Linked DNA regions of Homo sapiens: region 1 is linked to region 2. The links are chromatin loops, found by intact Hi-C in ENCODE. Cell type or tissue: heart left ventricle. All regions are shown on one strand.

Region 1 (8,000 bases), 180 kb before region 2:
TGATGCTGAGATGGCCAAAAAGTGAGAGGTGGAAAACATTTGGAGTGAGTTAAGGAGAGAACGCGAGGCAAGGAAGTGAAGCTGAGTGAGTTGGGGAGTGGGGTGCAGGGGCCTTTGGCCACCCCAGGCTCTTTCTATGTGAACATTCTGAGACTGATTCTGATTTTTTTCCCCTCCCAAATTGCTCTCTTTTCCTTTCTTCACCTACTTACTCCCTGGTCATCCTTCCTTTGGGTCAGTGAAGTTGCTGATTCTTTAGGGAACACTTCTCTGATTGCTGAAGCTAATAGTCTCTCCCTGCGGTTGCCGGTTGTTTCCAATAGTTGACTAGTTTTCTTCCCCAGCACTTACGAGTACACAGCCAGTCACTCTGGTTGCTCACTGTCTTCCTTCTTCCTTGACTGTCAGCTCACAGGAATGCAGGGCCCTTACTTGTTTTACTCACCACTGCATCCCAAGGATATAGCAGAGTGCCTGGCACACGGTAGGTGCTGAATAAATATTCGTTAAATGATTGATTGGAGGAAAAAACCACCATCCTCCATGGTAAACCTTTACTTTACTTTTGCATACTTCTAAAAGTATAATCTAGAGGTTCAGTGACTCCCGCAAATAAACAGAAAAGGGCACAGAGGGTGGCGATAGGGCCACTGATAACAGGAGCTGGAAGTAGAAGACATCTTTTTTCCGAAGTTGAAGACTTGTACTTCCATAACCTTGGCAGATTAGGAAATGTCAATTACCCTCCAATCCAACCTCCTATATAGAGCCACACACTGGTTTCCTAGCCTTTTATGTATTGAAAAGATGTTATCCTATAAATTTTCTTCTTTTCCAATGTGTTCTATAAATATCCACTAAAATACTTTAATTGCAAGAAAGTTAGATATTTGAGGTTATATCCATGTTTCATTTCTGTGGAAAACAACACAGAAAATGTTACCCAAGTATAACTGGGCACCATGGCTCCAATATTTTCTCATTATCAGCTCAAATAAACACAACTTAGAATAAAAAAGTCATGTAAAGCAATTCAAATATTTCACTTCATCTGTCAAGGAAATATCAGGAGGGTGGTTGGGAGTACATTCTTGATGCACAGCAGGAATCTTTTACACTTCTTTCTCCCCATTTCTGCCCCTCTCGGTATCCTCCACAGGGAGAGCAGCTGCTCCCTGAAACTCTCACTCTCTCTGCATTTTTCCTTTCCAGTGCCTCAAAACTGCACACCACCTGGTACTTGGCAGTGCAGCACTTTGCTCAGGGGGATGGGTCTCCATCTCTCTGCCGTCCTGTTTTTCTTTTTTCCCGTCAATTATTCTTTGCCTTTTCCATAGATCAAGAAGAAGGTGATGTGTACTCATGTACATTAAAAACTCCTGTCTCCATTGCCTATGAACAGCAGCATCAAACCACTATGCAGAATTAGCATGAATTTATAGCTAGAATAGGAAAGTTCAAACTTGGAAACAACCATCGTAGTTTACCAGTTGGGTTTTGAAGTTTTTTCTCTCAGATCTGTTGCTTACTAGCAATGTGAACTAGGTAGCAAATTACCCTCTCTTGAAATGTTAGCAGATTCACTTGTGAAATGAAGTTAGTGATGAAGGCCAAGGTAGGGATAGCCATGCAGTTCTGTTTCTCCTTATCTCATCATCTCACTTTCCCAGGGAGATCTTTAATCTTGGAAATTAGCACTCTCTGGTCACGTGGTGAAAGTGGGTTGGAAGAAAGATGCATGCAAGGAGCAGTGCTTCTACCCCACCCAGTTATCATGAGCTTTGAGTGAGAGGGTTCATGTAGAGTGTTTAGGATGGTTTTTGACTCACAGTGAGAGCCCATAAACGTGAGCTGTCTGTCTCCTCTGTCCCTCGTCCTTTTTACACCCCCTCACCCACTGCATTTTCTTCTCCTCTGTCATTGCAGAGGCAGTCAAGCGTATTAGTTCACCCATTCTTCCATCAACTTTGAACTAGGGCTTATAATATTCATTTTGCAGTTGAAGACATGGAGGAAGAAAGGAAAACGAGGAAAAGAGACAAAGAGACAAGAGGAATGAAGTGCTCCTGTGATCAGTTTTCCTCATTTCATTTTTTTCTTTGAGTTGAGAGGGTCAGCTCACTTTCTGCCTCCACTTTCCTTGAAAATTCCAATGAACAACCCTCTTCTATATTTTCAGGCTCAGAGTATGCACCAAGTTAGATGAGTCTTGATCCTGAAGGATTAACATGAAACAAGCTGGCAAATAGAATATAGATTAATGGGGTCCAACCATACCATTGAATATGATTAATGGAATTGGGGAATTTGGTTGATGGAATGAGATCTCCCAAACCTTCTTACATGTGGGAGATGACTAAGTGAATTAGTTTCCTAGGACTGCCATGACTAAATACTGTAAACTGGGTGGCTTAAACAACAGTACTTTATTTTTCAGTTTTGGATGCAGACAGCCCAAGACCAAGATGCTGGAAGAATCGGTTTCCTTTGCGGATGCTCTCCTAGGTCTTTTTTTTTTTGGAATCTTGCTATTCGCCTGCCTCAGGCTCCCGAATAGCTAGGATTACAGGCACCTGCCATCATGCCTGGCTAATTTTTGTATTTTTGTAGAGACGGGGTTTCATCATGTTGGCCATGCTGGTCTTGAACTCCTGATCTCAGGTGATTCGCCCACCTCGGCTTCCCAGAGTGTTGAGATAACAGGCGTGAACCACCACGCCTGGCCTCTCCTAGGTTTTTAAATGACTGCATTCTTCCTGCCTCTTCACACAGTCACCCTTCTGTGCACAAGGATCTGCTGTCTCTCTGTCTGTGTCCTAACCTCCTCTTCCTATAAGGATTCCAGTTGGATTGGACTAGGGACCTCACGTAGGACCTCATTTTAACATAATTACCTCTTTAATACCCTGTCTCCAAATACGCTCACCTTCTGAGGTACTGGGGGTTAGGGCCTCAAAATATGAATTTGCGGGAAGGAGAAATATAGCTTAGCCTATAACAACTATAGGGCCAAAATCTATTTTGTTAGCCTATTAATGTGTGAACATTTTTGATATGTAAAGAAGCTCACACTTTGGGAGACCAAGGCAGGCCGATCACAAGGTCAGGAGATGGAGACCATCCTGGCTAACATGGTGAAACCCCGTCTCTACTAAAAATACAAAAAAGTTAGCCAGGCTGTTGGCAGGCGCCTGTAGTCCCAGCTACTCGGGAGGCTGAGGCAGGAGAATGGCATGAACCCCGGAGGCAGAGGTTGCAGTGAGCCGAGATCGCGCCACTGCACTCCAGCCTGGGCAACAGAGTGAGACTCCATCTCAAAAATAAAATAAAATAAAATAAAAAATAAAAAAGAAGCTCAATGTTTTTAATGCAACAGACCCTGCGGAAGGTCAGTAACACCAGTGTGAACCCAAGTCACATCCCAGAGAATTGCAATCACCTTTGTTGTATGCCTCTTAGGGCATTGTGGAAAGGGAGACTCACTAATGTTCATTTTGGTTATGATTTAATAATGAACCGGTGATGGATTACTAGCTCATAAAGTCAACTCAGAAAGTTGAACTTGGGGTGATTTTTTTCTGAGTTTGAATCTTGTAAGCATGACTTGAGAGGGAAACCAACAATGTTTAAAAGAGAATAAATGCTATTTTCTGAATCCAATTTAAAGAAAGGGAAGTAGCCCAGTGTTTAAGGCAGAATTATCTTGAATCCACAGCATATTCTAAGGCCAGAATGTTTACAAGTGCTTTGGCCTTAACATGTTCAAGAATTGTTTGACACCATCTTTGTAAGAACCTTTGGATATTTTTTCAAAGTCCTCAAGCTATTTTATTTCCGTAGAGTACTATTTCACAGTGACATAAGCTGTTTGAGGTTGGATATTTTCTGCTTCTAGTTTTCTCTTTGAAAGCAAAAACTAGAAGCCTCGGAGCTCAAATTGTTCTGAAAGGCAGAGAGTCCCAAGTGTGAGGGCCAGGGGTGCACGTGGCCTCCTGTGTTCCTCTGTCAGCAGGTTTGGACCAGAAGGAAGACCAAGGTGTGGATAGCCATGCAGTTGTGTCTGCTTGTCTCATCATCTCACTTTCATGGGAAGCTCTTTAATCTTGGAGTTCAGCACTCTCCGGTCATGTGGTGAAAGTGGGTTGGAGCAAAGATGAATTAGAGGAGTGCTGCTTCTATTGAGGATAGGAGGCATGAGTTTAAGGGGCAAGTTCCATTCTTCCCTGAAGCAGCAACCTACACCAAGGTAGAGATGACCACCTGTCTCTGGTTCTTCTTGGCCCCACTGTTTGGACTCTTGGCTACTTAAGAAGATGATTTCTCCCAGATGAAATTCTTGTTGGCATTTAGTTGTATTAAAAGTCATTTTTGGTGCTAGTGGATGAAGCCTTTTCCTTTAAAAATAATAGCCAGGTTAGTCCAATTGTGAGAGTTCTAAAGTTATTTTGAGTCTTCTGTAATGACTTTACAATAAATAGTTTAAATAAAGGTAAAGGACTCTGAAAAGAATACTCAAATTGAATGAATTTTTTTATGACGTATCCTGGATGGCATCCTCCATGACTCTAGACCTGGCCCCAAGCTCTTCCTTCTCTCCACCTGATACATGATGGATCTTCCTCTGTTTATGACTTTACTTACTGTCTGTCATGGGAAACACTGCCTCTCTCTCCTGACTTATTCTCAGTTCCTCAGTCTCATTCAGCCTAATCCTTGAAGCAAAGGATGGCTTATCCTGGATGATCTTGGATGATCTTTCCCCAATATAATTAATATAGAAAGCCTGAGAGTTCATCTAGGTGATGTCTAAGGCATTATTTAGCTCTAAAATATCTATAATCCGTTTTCTCATCTTCATAAGGCGCTTCTCTATTTTATCCCATAAGGGCAATATAAACCTTCCATCCACTCATCACTCAAAGTAGTATCAGTGTTCTTTGACTGTTTTTTGGGCTTCTTTATCTCTTATGTGCCGCCAAATGCTCCCAGGATGGTTTTCTATAGCACGTATCTTTGTTTTCTTTAGTTTTAAGGCAATGAAAGTTCTACAACATTTTCAAACTATGTAAGTCTCCAATATCTCAGTAAGCAAAGCATTTGGCAAGTCCCAGTATTTAAGAGAGTTTGTAAAGTGTGTTCTAAATTTTTCCTTGTTTCTCTTTTACCCTATACTAGGTAAGCAATTATTTTTGCTATCCTTTCATCATTCGTCTCCTTTCGTGGGCCCCCTGAGGCTTGTGGCCAGACATTACAGAGGTGGTTTCTCCGAATGATAGCCTGTAGACAGTCAGCGTTTCCCTGGGAGGGGCTGTATTCTCTTTACAATCCAAACAACCAACCCAGAATAAAATCTCAGCAATGTTTCTGGCCTATAAACAGCATGCCTTCTTCGGTTCACTTCCTGACACCTCCCCAGGCTGTTTGGGTTTTTGCAAACATCCTCACTGGCTGCAGGAAGGGTGGGATGAAACTGTTTAGTTGTTCAAGGAGTACAGAAGTCTCATCAGTCAGCAGCTCCTGAAAGAACCAGGGCCAGAAAGAACAGGCACTCCAGAGGGCACGAGACAAGGAGCAGAATGAAGACAGAAGCAAAGATGAAAGAAGATAGGAGCAAAGGGTAGATCTGGAAAGGTTTAGCAAAAGCCGTTGTGTTTCTTTTCTAACAGGTTTGTTCTTGTACAGCCATTAAAATTAGTAGCACAAGCGTGCTCAAAACAGCCTGTTATCCACGTTTCTGTGTTTAGCTCAGTCTAGCAAAATTGTTAAAAGTCACTTTGCCAGACTTCCGTAGGTGGTATCACTTCAAGAGAAAATGGCCAAGCCTTTTTCTCAGGTGGGGCAGACCCTTGGTTTAGATCATTAAGTAGGGCTTTGTGGCTGTCAAGAACTGGGCTGATATGAGAGCATATCATATCATGGATGAGAGTACAGGAATAAACCTGCAAGGAAAAACAGTTCTCTTTTTCCTCTTTCCTTTCTATGTTTCTTTCCTTTTTACATGGAAGGTCAGTGAATGAAGATTAAATAGACTGTCTTTCTGTTCTTTGTCTTCTTTCTGACAAGAACAGCTGTGACATTCTCAATGACAAAGAAGGAACAATTTGCAGAGACGCTGGGCCAAATTTTCAAAATTGAGTTCCTAATTTACACATGAAAAATATGTGACCTTGAGGATGATTATTGGAACAAACACAGATTTTACATGTGTGTGGTTGGGAGTGTTTGCATCACTGCAGTTCTGCCTTTGCACAAATGCACCCAAGCTGAAGCTCACTGGACAGATGCAATTCCTAGCCATGCATGAGTCCTTGGGCAGCTAATGTTTCAGCTTTGAACCTTTCTCTTTCAATAGTAAATTTCCAAACACAAAGTGGATCATAGACACATACAAATGTACTTTTCTACTTTTTCAAAGTTTTGGTGTAGATTTGTAGTATGGCTTTAATGTGGTGTACCTATTGCTGTGCAGTAATGTCTGGCAATGGGTTTGCCTGAGTTTATAGTGAGAATGTCTTTAACATCCATGAGACCCAGGGATCTAAAAAATTGTTTAGAAAATAGCTCAGAATGAGGCCTGGTATGGTGGCTTGCACTTGTAGTCCCAGCACTTTGGGAGGCCGAGGTGGGCAGATCACCTGAGGTCAGGAGTTCAAGACCAGCCTAGCCAACACAACAAAACATCATCTCTACTAAAAATACAAAAATTAGCCGGGCATGGCGACGCATGCCTGTAGTCCCAGCTACTTGGGAGGTTGAGGCAGGAGAATCGTTTGAACCCAGGAGGCAGTGGTTGCATTGAGCCGAGATTGCACCATAGCACTCCAGCCTCGGTGACAGAGCGAGACTCTGTCTCAAAAAAAAAAAAAAAAAAAAAAAGGGAAAAAAAAAGAAAATAGTTCAGAATGGTTACACCATGGCCAAACAGATTATAAATGTTCTCTTCTTACTTCTAAGCTACTCTGAAATAGGCCCCACTGTGCATCAGACATTGTTCTGGTGCTTCCTGTGACTCACACTGTAGCTTCGGGGAAGTCTTTGTTTTCTACTACTTTCTACTACCTGAGGCTGCTAATCTTCAAGTGGAAGTTGTTGGGTAGCTAGTGTTAGACAGTTCTCCTAGGGCCTGGAGACCTCTGAACTTAATATGTAAGGTAGGGGCTTTCACTAAGATAAATGCTGGTTCCCCTGGACCAGTAGGACTCTCTCTAAAGAGGCAAGCTGAGCAGTAGAGTACTTACACTGTATTGTGTTTTGACACTGGCCACACTAGTCTCCCCCAGTGGAACTAATCCTCCATTAGTTTTTTTTCTCCCTGGAAAATGATAAAATGGTAGTCCTTGTCTGCTGTATACAGGCCAAAGTCGATGAAGAACTTGGTTGGATAGCCATCATTTGGTTTATTTGGACATAGATTAGTTTACTGAGCCATAGAGTTATTTAAAGGTCCCAGATAGTACCAGGGGATGCGTCCCTGAGAAATCTTACCTAGCTCTTGATGATGTGTAGAACATTGAGAAGGTAGAGTCAACTCTGAACCCAGCTAGGTATTACTTATTCAAAGGGGACTAGAAACATTTTTCCAGGGAGAAAAAAACCCATTGCCATCTATGGCAGGGGACTCTGACTCCTCCAGGATTTGAGATTGTAGGGGAAAACAAATATCACGGAATCAAATAGAATCTCTGGAACAGACATACAATGCAGGATTGAGGACCCTCTCACCTTAGTCATACTGACTGAGAAAGCCTTCTTACAGATGTGTTGTCTGTTAGCTTCTCGTCATAGTTAGTACTGTAGGCTATTAAGTGGGCTAAAAAGGCTAAGTAAGGATGGTGCCCATTTTGCTGACTTACAAATATCTTAATGTCAATCTTGAATAAACCTCATTCCACCCAATTTCCTAGCTTTGCTTTTAGCTAGAGTTTTAATGGAGAGTGATAGCAACCTCTTGTTATGATTCTGTTCTTGTCAAATTTGGTTTGCAGTTTGTTATTGTTGTT
Region 2 (8,000 bases):
TGAGGGGTCAAAGTAAAATATTGCCATCTTCTATTTATTAACTTATGGGTGGTAGGTGCAGGAGTTAGGTGTAAAGCAGGGCTTTTTTTCCCCATTTTTTTTAATGGTAAGAGTGAACCTGTTTTTGAGGTCATGGTCACAAAATGTGGATGTCAAATTGTGCTGTCTTTCAAAGGGGTTCTCAGGTGCATCTCCGGAATGTATTGTCAGAAAGCTCTGGGGGCCCCCTGTTCAAGAAGTCTTGCTGCCATACTGCCGCACTGATTAGATGTTTTCCAAGCTTCAAGAAGCTGCTTCTTGAAAGGATTGTTTCCCCAAGGCCCAAGAGGAAATGATTCTCACGGGGTTGGGGCTGTCCTGTCCATGACACGCCTGACGCTGTCAGATCTGAACGAATTCACAGACAGACGGACTTGTCACCATGAACTCTGTGTGCGTCATCACCCAGGGCTCAGGTGCAAGGTTGTCCCCTTCTCGCCTGGCCTCTGTGATCGTCTTAGATAGCAATGTTAACTTGCCCTGTTAGTGGAACGGGAAAGTAAAATATTTTCTTATTTCAAGCCTGTGTCAGTCTATTCTTATACTGCCGTAAAGAACTACCTGAGACTGGGTAATTTATGAAGAAAAGAGGTTGGATTGGCTCACAGTTCCACAGGCTGCACAGAAGCATGGCTAGGGAGGCCTCAGGAAGCTTGACAATGGTGGGAGGCAAAGGGGAAGCAGGCACCTTCTTTCCATGGTGACAGGAGAGAGAGTGTGCGGGGGAAAGTGCCACACACTTTTAAACCATCGGGTCTCATGAGAACTTACTACCATGAGAACAGCAAGGAGGAAGTCCGCCTCCATGACCCAATCACCTCCCACCAGACCCCTCCCCTGCTTACAGTTCGAGATGAGATTTGGGTGGCGACACAGAGCCAGACAAAGTCAAACCCTTTGCATTCCAACCAGTCATCCCTAAGTTTCGCTACATTTATTGTGAAGATTTTAAGGTTGTGGCAGCAAATATAGAGAAGTGGTGTGGCCCACCCCAAATCCACAGGAACGAGCTTGGAAGGTACCATCATGCACTGTGTCTCATGGAGTCCCTCTGTTCTAGGTGAAGTCCGACTTTCCCTGGAAGACCGAGGCCTCTCCCCTTGCACCACAGCCTCACTTTATCATCATCCCTCAGCCTCACAGCGGGTTTTCCAAACCTTAGTCCACCAGGTGCTTTCCAGCCCCCGTCCAAAAGGCTGCTCCCATAGCCCACCCAGCCCACTCACCCCCGGAACTCTTCAGGTCCCACCCAGGCTCCTCAAGGGTGGCTTTTGTGCTCCCCACAGCTGTTACCGATTTCCACTGCACCTTGTGCTTTTACCTTGTATTTTATTATGATTCATTACTTTAATGATTATTGGTTTAATATCTTTGCCTCCATTCGACTGGGAGTTTCAAAAATTGTAGAAACTCCATTTGATGTGTTTTGCTACTGTGTCTCTATTGGTCAGTAGTGACATGACGAGTAGTTTTGAATGAATGCGTGTATGCCTTTTAGAGTCCACTAAACCTAGGATTTCCCTGGGTTTCTTGTGGCTCTATGATGTGCTGGGCATGACTAAAAATTCAAGTTGAGTAAGATAGTCCCTATTCTTAAAGACCATATATTCTTGCATTCTTTAGGTCAGCCTCCTGTTTAGAACCCATTGAACTTTTGAATTTAGAATTCACCTGTTGGGAGGCCTTTTTAATAATGCAGGTGTGGGTGAGGAATGTCTCACCTGGAGAAGCTGCAATTGGCATGTATGGAAGGGAAGCTGAGGAGGTTTAAGGAAAGATGAGGTTTGTTAACTGATGCGGACTTGGAGTTGAAATTAAATGAGCAGAGGTGAGGCCAGAGGGCAAAAACAGAAGAAAGAAGGAAGGAGATGAGGACTTAGGAAAGGAAACAGGATCAGGGAAAGAGGTAGGGGAAGCAACAGAAAATGTCAGCATCATGGAAACACAAAAGCAAAGTGCTTCTGATGTGTAATGGGGGCAACAGAATGAAGACCTTCAGGAACATGGTTTTGTGCACTGGTAGGAGTGGGAGTGAGGCCACAGAGGCTGAGGGAAAAAGAGAGGGAGCAGGCAATGTGACTTCAGGCCACCCACTCAAGATTTTATCCTGAGGGGAAGGAAAGAAGGATGGCTCTGCTAACCTCCAGCTGCCTTCCAATGCCAGGACCTGAGAGTGTGAGACTCCCTGGTGGCAACGATGTTTCTCTGGGATGATTTTTATGATGTGTGACTAGAGAAGGTAAATAGAAGATGCAGTGGAGCCCAGCGAAAACCTTTTTGGGACTTCAAGAGACCTACCCATGTTTCAAGGCAGGGGTGTCAAAGGTGATTGAACCAGAGCGACTCCATCTTGAACGGGGGCTGGGTAAAATCAGGCTGACACCTACTGGGCTGCATTCCCAAGAGATTAAGGCATTCTTAGTCACAGGATGAGATAGGAGGTCAGCACAGGGTACAGGTCACAAAGACCCTGCTGATAAAACAGCATGTGGTAAAGAAGCTGGCTAAAACCCACCAAAACCAAAATGGTGACAAAAGTGACAGCTGGTCGTCCTCACTGCTCATTATACACTAATTATAATGCATTAGCATGCTAAAAGACACTCCCTCTAGCGCCATGACAGTTTACAAATGCCATAGCAATGTCAGGAAGTTACCCTATATGGCCTAAAAAGGGGAGGAACCCTCAGTTCTGGGAATTGCCCAGCCGTTTCCTGGAAAACTCATGAATAATCCACCCCTTGTTTAGCATATAATCAAGAAGTCTATAGTCAAGAAGTATAATCAGTTGAGCAGCCTATGCTGCTGCTCTGCTTATGGAGTAGCCAGTCTTTATTTCCTTTACTTTCTTAATAAACTTGCTTTCACTTTCCTGTATGGACTCATCCCAAATTCTTTCTTGTGGGAGGTCCAAGAACCCTCTCTTGGGGACTGGACTGGGACGCCTTTCCTGTAACCGGGAGAACAGGGCCAGTGCTGGGAACTGGCAGGGCCTGGGGTTGGGGTGTGGGGATGGAAGGTTGAACATAGAACACAGAAGGAAGACCCTGAGGGGACCCAGCGCCCTAGAGCACTCTAAGCCAGGGGAAGCCTTTCTTCCTGGAGACAGAAGGAGGAGGGGCACGCTTCCATTGCTCCCCCTTCAAATCCTCTAGGGAACACACTGGTGCTTTTAACAACAATCATCGTGTGTGCAGCCCTCCCTTAACCTGCCTTCCCACACTAGCATGGAATCCCCACGGAGGTGCGGCTCTCACTGGACAAGCACAGACCAAGGTCTGCAGGAGCAGGGTCAAGGGAGGTGCTCTACAGGGAAAAACGCACCGTCTGTGTCTTTGACAGGGCAGTGGGAAACATTTGGAACTGAAGAATAGCGAAAATGAAGGTTCATTTCCAGTGGGTGTGGGAGAAGCCCTTTACCAGTTACTATCAATTATTGCTAGTTACTGATCTGCTCTGGTCTTCAGAGCATCCTGACTCAATGCCTCTTTCTGGGAAGGACGGGAAGGGAGGGGAGTTGGGGGAGAGGAGGAAAGGGAGGAGAGTATGTAATAGTGACCCAGGAAGTAAAGCAACAAGCCCAGGGTTTGCATCTGCTTCACATTTTGAGAAATAATGTTTTAAGTGGATCTTGAACAATTCTATGGGGGAGGACAGAACAGGTGAGTTGGGAGGATGTCAAAGAATCAACACCGATGCCAATGTCCTAACATCTTTGTGATAAAAAGGCATTATATTCATGAGGGAGGTGAATGAGGGAAGAGATGGATTTAAAAATGATTTCTAGCTTTGATGGACAAATCATATTTCTTATTCACCAAAGCTCTAAATGGCTTTCAATCTTTAATAACTCCTTTCATGCCGTATAGTCCAAGAAACCTTTCAAAATGGTAAGATTGCAGCTCAGTTACACATAAATAGGCTGAACTTTTTTTTACAAGTTTGAATTTAAATGATGAAAATTGACATTTTCATCTTGCAAAAGAAAATGAATTGCAGATCTCCTAAATAAATACTTACAAACAAAATGCAAACGTCTTTGAATCTGAAAGCTTGCCTGTGAATGACAAGGGAGTTTTTGCCTGGGTAGACTTTGAAGCATTCTGTAAACCTTTTAAAGAAAGGAGTGCCTTTGAAACCTCAAAAACTTGTAGTACTAAATATTTTAGTGGTGATTTATGAACAGTGTTAAAAAATATGCCTTTTCTTTCATTAAAAAAAAAGTTCTAACACTTAGCAAAATGATGAGGATTTATGTGTTAAAATGTTTTGCAGGGCAGCTTCTGAGTAATAGATTCATAAATATTTCCCTTTTTAAATTTAAAAGTAAAAATAAATTAGAAAAAAAACACCACCAAATTAAAGGTATTCAGTTAAATAGAGAAGATGAACTTCGGATTTTCACCTGACCTCACAGTGTTTGAACACTGAACTACACCCCCTCATCAAAGGTAGGCAGGAATGACCCTCTAAAAGTTCCTCTCTGTCACCCTCCCTCTAGCGTATATACACGTGCACATGCACCCCAACAGAATACATCAACATTTTGACTATTTACTAAGTTTGCTTTAAAATCATGCTTCTCTCAACACTGACTATTTTCTATTTAGGTTATTACTATTAAAAAAAAATATCTGGCCAGGTACGGTGGCTCACGCCTGTTGATCCCAGCACTTTGGGAGTCTGAGGTGGGTGGATCACCTGAGGTCAGGAGTTCAAGACCAGCCTGACCAATATGGTGAAACCCCATCTGTACTTTAAAAAAAAAAAAAATAGCCAGGTGTCGTGGCATGCGCCTGTAGTTCTAGCTACTCCAGAGGCTGAGACAGGAGAATGGCTTGAACCCAGAAAGCGGAGGTTGCAGTGAGCCGAGATCGGGCCACTGCACTCCAGCCTGGGCGACAGAGGGAGACTGTGTCAAAAAAAAAAAAAAAAATTCCCATGTGCCCAGAGCATTTTAGGCATATGAAAATGTAATTTAAAACTGATACACAATGATTGTGTGTTATGCAGGTAAAGAGTTAAGAAATAGTCCTCATGAGCTGCTTGAAGAGGGGATGAAAAATGAGACAAGAGACGAAAGGATGGCAGGGTCTTTCGGGCAGCGTGGGGGCTCCCCGTTGCTGGGTCCTTTTATGCTTTGTGATTGAATCCAGCCAGACCTCTGAGCACTCCTCTCCTTTTTGCTTGTGTGGCGATGGGGGTTGTTGCTGGGGAGAGGCAGGGGGAGTGAACGAGAAAAAAGAAAAGTTGGCCACACAAATACAATGCCAGAGACTGTGGTCCCAGTTCTATGGGGGAGAGCGAGTGGGAAGTTGCCGGAGCTCCACAAAGCAGCTCTCGTTCCCATGGAAACCGATGTTTAGTGCTGAGTGCCTCGCTTGACTCTGCATAGCCCCCTTCCTCTGTCTTTTTAAATCTCTGTTGGAGATGCATTGTCTTCTTGGGTTTTTTTGTTTGTTTGTTTTGTTTTAATAAAAATAAAGACGATGGAGAAGAAAACACTTTCCGCCTCAAGACATCCCGTGGATAGGCTGATGACACATATCCTGGGTGGGTTTGAAATCTGGCTGGATCTCCCCAGATCTAAGATCTGGTACCTTGTCTTCCAGCCATGTACTGACAGGCCACCAAGAGCTGTGCCAGGCAGAGATTGGCAGACTAATTTGAATACCAATGCTGCTCTCGGCTGGCTTCCAGTTACAAGGCGGGGAGGCCCAGGAGGGCAGGCAGGGTGGGGACAGGGGTGGATTCAACAGAGGCTTCTGGGGGGAGAGGGGGAGTTCTCCCACCATTATGTGCTTCCTTCCTTCTCTTACTCCCATGCCCCTTCTCTGCTGGGTTATTGGCAAGTCTACTTTCTATTCTTCAAGGATTAATGCCTCAGTGCAAGAGGAAAATTGGCAATTAAAAATATCTCAAAGCCTGGGATTTCTGTCGCTTTATCGTTTTCCAGTTAGATTTCATCAGGATGCCACTGCACAGAGAAGTTTAGGGCTTTTGTTGTTGTTTGTCAAAGAGTTTAAAACTATGAGCAGGATGTTTTTATCTTCAGAGAAAAAAGACAGGCAACCTTTTGTGCTAATGGAGCTTAGCTAACATCTATAAGCAGGGAGAATTTCTAAGGGGAAAGTGAGTTACTATAATACTCTCTAACAAAATAATCTGCTTATAAAAAATAAGATACTAGGTTCTTATCAGAACTGCTGAATATAAGTTATTTGGTACTTTTCCATACTTGAAATTTTTAAAAATCAGAGATTATATATACTTATGGAAATTCCTCTCACACCCCTCCAATAAAATATTTTAAATGTAAAAGATGATAAATGTGCATCTCTGCATTGTGAACTATCGTGTTGAAATAATTTCTCAGCTTCTGAGATTCTAATGAAATTCTCCAGGCAGGTTGAAGTGCTGAATCCCCTGGTGGAAGCTCCGGAGGAACCTTCCTCCCGTCCCCGTTGGCGGCTGGCAGGCTGTGGTGGTTTCGGGCAGGGAAGGGCCCCGCAGTGTCCCTCCTGTGGCCACACACACTCCTTTATTGCTCCAGCGCCCACCTGCTGCTTGCACTTGCGATTTGGGTGGCGTGATGCCAGTGACATCAGACAGGCCAGGGTATTGTCCCAGTCTCAGGGAAGATATAAGTTGTCATCATCAGTGAATATTTATTAGGTGTTCATAGGCACAGGACTTCATGCAAGGAGTGATCAGCAGGAGACCAGGAAACACAGAGGAAGCCGGATCATTTTTGGGGTGCAAGGCACCTTGTGCCGGTGATCACTCGTATGCCAGTTTTATTTCTTTGTAAGTGTGAAAAACGTGGCCCCCAATTTCTGCATCATTATTCTAACAAGGTTGGCAAAAGTCCTAGGCCTTTGTTACAGAGCGACAGCTTTTCTCTTTATATGATATTTTTGAGGTTTATTTATGGAAAGCCTTAAACGTTATTTTTTTCATGATTATCCTTTAAACCTAGTGCATTATTACCTGGGAAAACTCAGGGAAGATTTCTTGTTCAGAGCTAAGCAAAATAGTATTTACTGTAAGATGTAATGACGCAGCCCAAGTGGGTTTTTATTTCTAGGCTGGTCATGGTCATAATAGTGACTTTGCCGAGTTTTGAAAACGTATCTGTACAGAAGATTCAAGCTAGAAGAAAACACTAGTTATTGGAGGAAGTCTTTTACTGTGGGCAGCACGGAGGTCACCTTGTCTGTATGCCTGGGAGTTTTCTCCTTGCCCAGCCTATGAAATTAATGGTTTAATAGAGAGGGAAAGTTCAACCTCAAAATGTAAATCTTTAGCCCAGTTAATAGACACACTGGGGCACTGTATTAACTTGCATTTATATTCAAGCGGCGCGGTCACTCTGAAATCCTCCTCTGTGCCGGAAAGCAGCCTCTGCAGGAACTTGAAAGGGCCTAAAGCATGTGGGTTACTGGGTGAACCCCAAATAGTCAAACCAGTCAAACCAGTCTTTCCCAGCTCTAATTATCAGATGGAGCGGAACACTAGGTAAGAAGTGAGAAGCAGTGGAGTGAGGCGCTGGCTCCCTGAGGAGGAGCTGGGGAGGAAAGGGCTCATGGAGGGGCAATATTGCTTTGTCTGTCTGTGGACTGTGGATGGGGATTCTAGCCTTCATCGCCTCCATGTTACACATTCACCTTCCATGGGTTTTCCCATGTGAGCCTTCTAGGGATGAGCTATTACTTACCGTCTTGCATGTTTATTTTCTTCATTTCAAGGGCTTACAGTGCCAGATGCAGAGTTTGACACAGTTCGGTAAATGAAAGAATAAAGACTGTTAATGAGTTCCACTTTCTGTTTTCTGGTAGAATAGTAAGAACAGGCTTTTCATTTATTTCTACTTTTTCTTATTTGGACTTTTAAGTCTTGCCAGGATAGTCAGACTCTCTTTGTGTTTTGAGGTGGGGTTGTGCCGCTGGAGGAAGCTGAGG

What was found. Hi-C counts contacts between places; a loop is a spot of excess contacts. Peaks named below come from ENCODE experiments on the same cell type or tissue, not always from the same donor. Only the 100,000 strongest peaks of a DNase experiment are listed, where the experiment ranks them.
Region 1: it touches region 2 in a loop (2.9-fold over the local background); 5 of 110 quality-filtered maps call a loop at or near these places.

The regions. Positions count from the first base shown.
Region 1 is chr6:163,759,345-163,767,344 of GRCh38, forward strand. It overlaps LOC124901499 (a long non-coding RNA gene), which reads left to right. Exons shown (of 2, transcript XR_007059932.1): 2 at 1-1,032. Among named protein-coding and RNA genes, the nearest start is that of QKI, 350 kb to the left of the region's middle. In heart left ventricle, no CTCF peak of the experiment used is centred here; no DNase peak of the experiment used is centred here; H3K27ac peaks cover 1,954 bases.
Region 2 is chr6:163,938,506-163,946,505 of GRCh38, forward strand. All of the region lies in intron 4 of LOC105378102 (a long non-coding RNA gene), which reads left to right. Among named protein-coding and RNA genes, the nearest start is that of QKI, 530 kb to the left of the region's middle. RefSeq lists enhancers at 2,226-2,917, 4,502-5,155, 6,053-6,554, 6,555-7,055. In heart left ventricle, no CTCF peak of the experiment used is centred here; DNase peaks (open chromatin) are centred at 3,026 and 5,744; H3K4me3 peaks cover 1,802 bases; H3K27ac peaks cover 3,126 bases.